Regions from separate parts of the Mus musculus genome. Here region 1 is linked to region 2. A link is a loop called in an ENCODE intact Hi-C map of the cell type or tissue named here. Cell type or tissue: left cerebral cortex. All regions are shown on one strand. Links, peaks and the distances in the headings refer to the core of each region. The heading gives the core; the rest is flanking DNA.

Evidence for each region. Peaks named below come from ENCODE experiments on the same cell type or tissue, not always from the same donor. Only the 100,000 strongest peaks of a DNase experiment are listed, where the experiment ranks them.
Region 1: it touches region 2 in a loop (3-fold over the local background); 19 of 42 quality-filtered maps call a loop at or near these places.

The regions. Positions count from the first base shown.
Region 1 is chr5:66,375,290-66,378,208 of GRCm38, forward strand. All of the region lies in intron 9 of Apbb2 (amyloid beta (A4) precursor protein-binding, family B, member 2), which reads right to left. Among named protein-coding and RNA genes, the nearest start is that of Nsun7, 120 kb to the left of the region's middle. In left cerebral cortex, for the core only: no CTCF peak of the experiment used is centred there; a DNase peak (open chromatin) is centred at 1,645.
Region 2 is chr5:66,262,107-66,265,025 of GRCm38, forward strand. It overlaps Nsun7 (NOL1/NOP2/Sun domain family, member 7), which reads left to right. Exons shown (of 13, transcript NM_001302833.1): 3 at 1,903-1,961; 4 at 2,385-2,515. Among named protein-coding and RNA genes, the nearest start is that of Nsun7, 3.7 kb to the left of the region's middle. In left cerebral cortex, for the core only: a CTCF peak has its summit at 1,441 (motif pointing right); a DNase peak (open chromatin) is centred at 1,462.

The DNA of each region.
Region 1 (2,919 bases), core at 153-2,652, 110 kb after region 2:
AACTGGTGCATCTCTAAGCAGAGGCCTAGTACTACCTTTAGGATGGAAGAGCAGCAATGTTCACTGGGTCAGCTCTGAAGCCACGACGCTCAGATATAATCCCTAGCACTCTACTTAATTCCCCAGTGACATAGGACCAGTTACTGAGCTGCCCTGTGCCTCTGTTCCCTACACCAACAGAGACAACAGCAGCACTTTGGTTCTGGGGAACACTAAGAGTCTGAAGACTCGCGCCAAACATACAAAGCACTGCAGGCGATCGAGGGGCGTGCTCAGTGTGCTAGCTTTGATGAGCACTAGCTTCAAATGACCGACGGAATGAGCCACACCAGCTGGCATGGAGGTCATCTAAAAGGACTCATCCGGCCACTCACATAGCCTGTGGTCGGGGTTAAGTGTGATGATGCTCAATTCCAAGTGCTCAGATGTAGATCAGGAGAGTGGCTCTTCCCTCGGGCAGTCACTGCTCAGTTCCCAACAGCATCCTTATCTGACTCTTTAGGACAGTGGTTCCCAACCCTCCTAATGCTGTGACCCTTTAATACAGTTCCTCATGTTGTGGTGACCCACCCACCCCGGCCATAAAATTATTTTTGTTGCTACTTCATTAGAAATCTGCCAAGGGGGTCTCGACTCACAGGCTGAGAATCACTACTTTAAACATGCCCTCTGCAATAGCTGGTGGGCTCTACAAACAGGTCTGGAAATTGGAACTCATAGGGAAGGGCCCTGGGATATTATGGCAGAGGGGCATCCTGAGGTCTCCCTGTATCTGGAGTCCTTTAAGTGAGCATCTAGTGGATTCCTGGTCTACACACTGGGTATCCAGAATCCTGTCCTGGGACTGAGTCCCAAGCACTGCATAGGTCTTATTTCCTCGATGGGAAATGGACATGCACTGCTCTAATGACACTTCCTCCACCTCTCATGGTCAATACTGACTGGGATGCTCATGCTGCAAGGCTCCACTCACCAGTGGCCACTGAACAAGCTTTGGGAGAGGACAATTTAAACAATTCCTGCCCACCCAAGCCATATGGGCCAAGTCTAGAACTCAACAGTACTTTGTTTAACTGTTCAAAATTGAAAAGAATGTACATCATCATTATGGCTCTAAGACAGAAAGGGATATGGAGGTGGAAATGAGACTTTTTTATTTTCAGTAGGGACTATGGTCTCATGAATGCTAAGCTATACCCTTGACCCCAGAGAGACTTCTTAAACCCAACACCTGTTGATCTGATTTAGACTAGACAGATCTACTTGTCAAGCCTCCTTAGACAGAGTCCCAGTCAGACCTCTTCTCACCCGCACCCCACTGCATTTCAAGGCCCAGAAGGGCAGCTCCAAGGTCCCATGAAGCATCATCAAAAGTCACGTTGTAAAACTGACCACGGAAAGTCTCACAAAAGGGTGGCTGCCTGCCTCTGCTGCTGGAGACACTTGAGTGCCAGCCCAAGCCACGGTGGTGGCAATGACTGTCATAGCTCCCCCTCCTTCCTCACAGTGGCAGGAGGAGCCTGTGTAAGAGGAAGCCAAGATGCTCGCCTCCCAGAATCCTGCTTTTGTTCCTGCAGATGTGCAGCAGATCCCTGTGCGCCTGGGAAACTATTCTTACTCCCCGTAAGCGTGAGTGTATCTCAGTTTTGTCCCCGATGGAGTCTTGAAAAAGACAGAGAGGCAAGTTCTTGGTTGATTTACACTACAGATTATGTTTTGGCTGCAGAGCTGAAGAGGCTATTCGATGAGTAAGCACAGAGCAAAGCCACGACGTGTGTCAGAGCCCAGCACGTGAAGTGGAATGTTTTATTTTGCCAGGGAAAGCAGGGTGGCCACATGAGCTCTAGAGGAGACGCTGAGCCAGAGGAAAGAGAGGGCCTGGAATCAAGAGAGATAGGCTGTCTCCATCCTCATCTCCCAGCCTGGGAATGCATGGCCTAGTCAGACCTAGGGTACTCTGGGAAGAGGGGGACACTGCATAGTTCATCTTCAAACAGCAAGTGTATTTGCATTACAGAAAAAAAATGCAACAGTACAAGCAAGACTATTATTATTATTATTATTATTTTAGCCAATGTTTTACATGCTCTCTAGGAAGTGTCTGAGGCAATTCAGAAACTCTTTGATCTTCTACTCTGAATGTGCTTTGGTGGGTGATTCCACCACAAATGGCGCCCCCCTCCCGGGGTGGGGGGGTGTCTTGAATAACGACCCTCCTTTGAGCAGCTCAAGTGAAGAAGCCTTCACTACTTGGTAGGGCACAGTTTTCAACTTGCTAACTCACTTACAAGCCCTGAATGGTCCGTATGTCCTCAGCTGAAGTGCAGCAGAGTGATGCTTGTCCTTCTGGGCCCAGCTCTCATACTTTAAACAAGTGTCCTCTCTTGGTCCACCCAGTGCCTTGACCTCTTGCCTGTGATCTCCCTATGGAAGGCCTCAAAGGGTTTGGGGTGATGGCTCCATCAACAGCGTCTATGTGTAAGTCTCAGGACTCAGCTAAGAGCTTAGGTGTGGTGGTGAACATCTGTAATGCTAGTGTTTGGGAAGCAGCTCCCTGCCTGTGCACTGTTTATCCAGCCTAGCCCTATTGATGAGCTTCATTAACAAGAGACTGTGTCTCAAAAAACCAAGGGGAGAGACACGAGGAAGATACCTGACGCTAAGCCTTGGCCTTCATCTGCAAGTGTGCGAGCATACACACACACACACACACACACACACACACACTCACACACACACACACACACCTGTACACATATGTGCACACACATGTATATCTGCATATAATGTGTGTGTGTGTGTGTGTATATATATATATATATATATGCATGCATGTCTGGATGTATACATATATTTGGATACAAGGCACAACAGACACAACGATAGTCAAATGCTCCTAAGTCCAAGAAGACCTAATGA
Region 2 (2,919 bases), core at 196-2,695:
GTATCTTTGTAGATTTATTTATTTTTATTTTTATTTTTATCTATATGGGTGTCAAGTTTCCTTCACCTGCCCAAAACATAGAATACATCGAATAAAATATAGCTGTTATTTAAATTGATATTTCAGAGTAAGAGTGCTATATAACTTTAGATATCTAAAGTTAGTGCTTCCTGCACCATACGGAAGGCTGCCAGAGGTGACTGTTTCTGCAGAGTCCTGAAGAACAAGTGCAACACTGGCAACATCGTGCACTGTTTTCCTGCACTCGGCCCTGCGACACACATCTTCCACGTCACAAGTCTGTTACATTGATAGAAATTATAGTTTGTCTCCAAAGCTGGTGGCTTAAATATGTATAATGTTTCCCAAAAGATTTTTTTAAGATTTATTTATTATTATATCTAAGTACACTGTAGCTGTCTTCAGACCAGAAGGGGGCTTCAGATCTCATGACAGATGGTTGTGAGCCACCATGTGGTTGCTGGGATTTGAACTCAGGACCTTTTGGAAGAGCAGTCAGGGCTCTTAACCACTGAGCCATCTCTCCAGCGCCCCCTCCCCCGCAAATATTTCCTATGAGAATTGTAGTCTCCACTTCAAAATTTGTCTTCTTTGGCTTTCTCATTTTCCAAATAAAGATTGAAATCCAGCATCTACAATATCACTAAGTTTTGTTTCTCATGAATGGTGAATGGATTAAAGTTAGGGCTTACTTCCTGTTTGCTGTACTAAAACATACATGATGTTTATAGTTTAAGTGTATCATAAAATACTCACAAACCTAGCGGGAGGGTCAGAAATATGTTTATCAGTTTCCACGCAGCACCTATGGAGTCGTTTCTCTGTTTTTTGCTGTTTGGACTACTGTCCTTATGCAAAACCTTACATGGCAACTCCTATCATTCAGGTCTTAGATTAAATATCTCATCTATGCCTTGATTAGTGCCAGATACTTAAGCTAAAATTATGCCTAATAAAAGAAGTGCAAAAGAATAGAGGAAGAGGGGCTGGTGAGATGGCTCGGTGGGTAAGAGCACCCGAGCCAGCTGCTCTTCCGAAGGTCCGGAGTTCAAATCCCAGCAACCACATGGTGGCTCACAACCATCTGTAACAAGATCTGACGCCCTCTTCTGGAGCGTCCGAAGACAGCTACGGTGTACTTACATATAATAAATAAATAAATCTTTAAAAAAAAAAAAAAAAAGAATAGAGGAAGAGAAACACTTCCCATCACAAGGCTAGCAAAAACCTTGATAAGTAACACCAGCAAGGATGTTCAGATAAACTAACCTCTCTCATAAGCAGAACAAAAACCCAGAACAAAATATTAATATTTGGTCATTTATATAACGTATCAGCAATACTTAAAACTGAAAAGAGAAAGATCATTTAACATTTCAAATATTTTTATGTACATGGTTGCGTATGTAATGCTATCAGAGGCCAGAAGAGGGCACCAAATTCCCTTGGAAATGGAGCTAATTCAGAGCCACAATTTGCGTCCTGGGAATCAAACCAGGATCCTCTGGAAGAGCAGCCAGTGCTCTTAACTGCCCAGCCACCTTTCCAGCCCCCCTATTGTTTAATATTATTAGTTATATCTTCTTTAATGTCTTTCAGAGGTCATAAATTAAAGGTTAGAATTCCTCTATGACGACTCTATTTATTCAGATAGTGATTTGAATCTATGTAGAACCTGAACCATAAGAATGCAGGATTCATAAAGATTATAACTGTTTCATCTTGTGCTACAATTATGATTTATTAGCAGTTTATACAATTATGAGGTGTATATTAGATATGAAAATAAATTTACAGCATTACTTAGAAAGTGTATATAATTTAAAGTCTTTCTTTTCAGATTTGATATTTTGGGTAGCAGGCTTTTCCCTTGTCTTTCAGATCAAGATATTTTGGAAAGTATATTAATAGATAGCTATATCTTCTCAAGTACCACAATCGTAAGTAAACAACTTTTAGAATTAGTTGGCCTCATTATGTTGAGAAAGTATGCAAACTCCCTCTGTAACTAAATAACAATTTGCATTACGTTGAGACATCTTTAAATATACGTTATTTTCTACTTCTAAGACTTGCATTTTGACCCTGGCTCTATCAACGTGACTCCTAATACCTCAAATTGTCTTTTTTGAGGTTTTCCTCTCAAACTAGATATTTTTTTTCTTTTGAAGACCTCCTCTATTTCTAAATCTAACCCTATGGTGTAAAAAACGATCATGTTCTTATTCTGTTATGAAAAATAACAGGATAAAATATTTCTGCCATCCATATTCACTCTCACACTTGGGAGGTCCCGAGTCGCACCTCAAGCCCTTGGGTGGGTTCCTTCAGCTTTCTTCATGTGCCTTGTTTCCCCTCGGTAGGCAAGTCAGCTGAACAGTCTTATCATTGTGATGCTGTATGACTTCCAAGACAGAAAATTCCAGCCCCGCATCCTTTCCGAGAATGAAGAGACCATACCAGAAGTTCAAGAAGTCGAGAACCTTCTAAACGGGTAAAAAAAGAACATGCCTGTGAAACCAACATCAGCATTTTGATTTATGAAATATTTATGTAATATAGTTTATAGATACCTTTGTCTCAAAAAATTATGGAAAAATATAAGTGTTTTGAGTTCCTTTGCAAACAGTCATGGATAGTTTGAATATCTAACTTTAAATCAAATTATTGTAAGATGTTGAATTGCATGATCCAAGGTATGAACATGTGGGGAATCGCCGGGCGTGGTGGCGCACGCCTTTAATCCCAGAACTCAGGAGGCAGAGGCAGGCGGATTTCTGAGTTCGAGGCCAGCCTGGTCTACAAAGTGAGCTCCAGGACAGCCAGGGCTATACAGAGAAACCCTGTCTCCAAAAAAACCAAAAAACCAAACAAAACAAAACATGTGGGGAATCATTA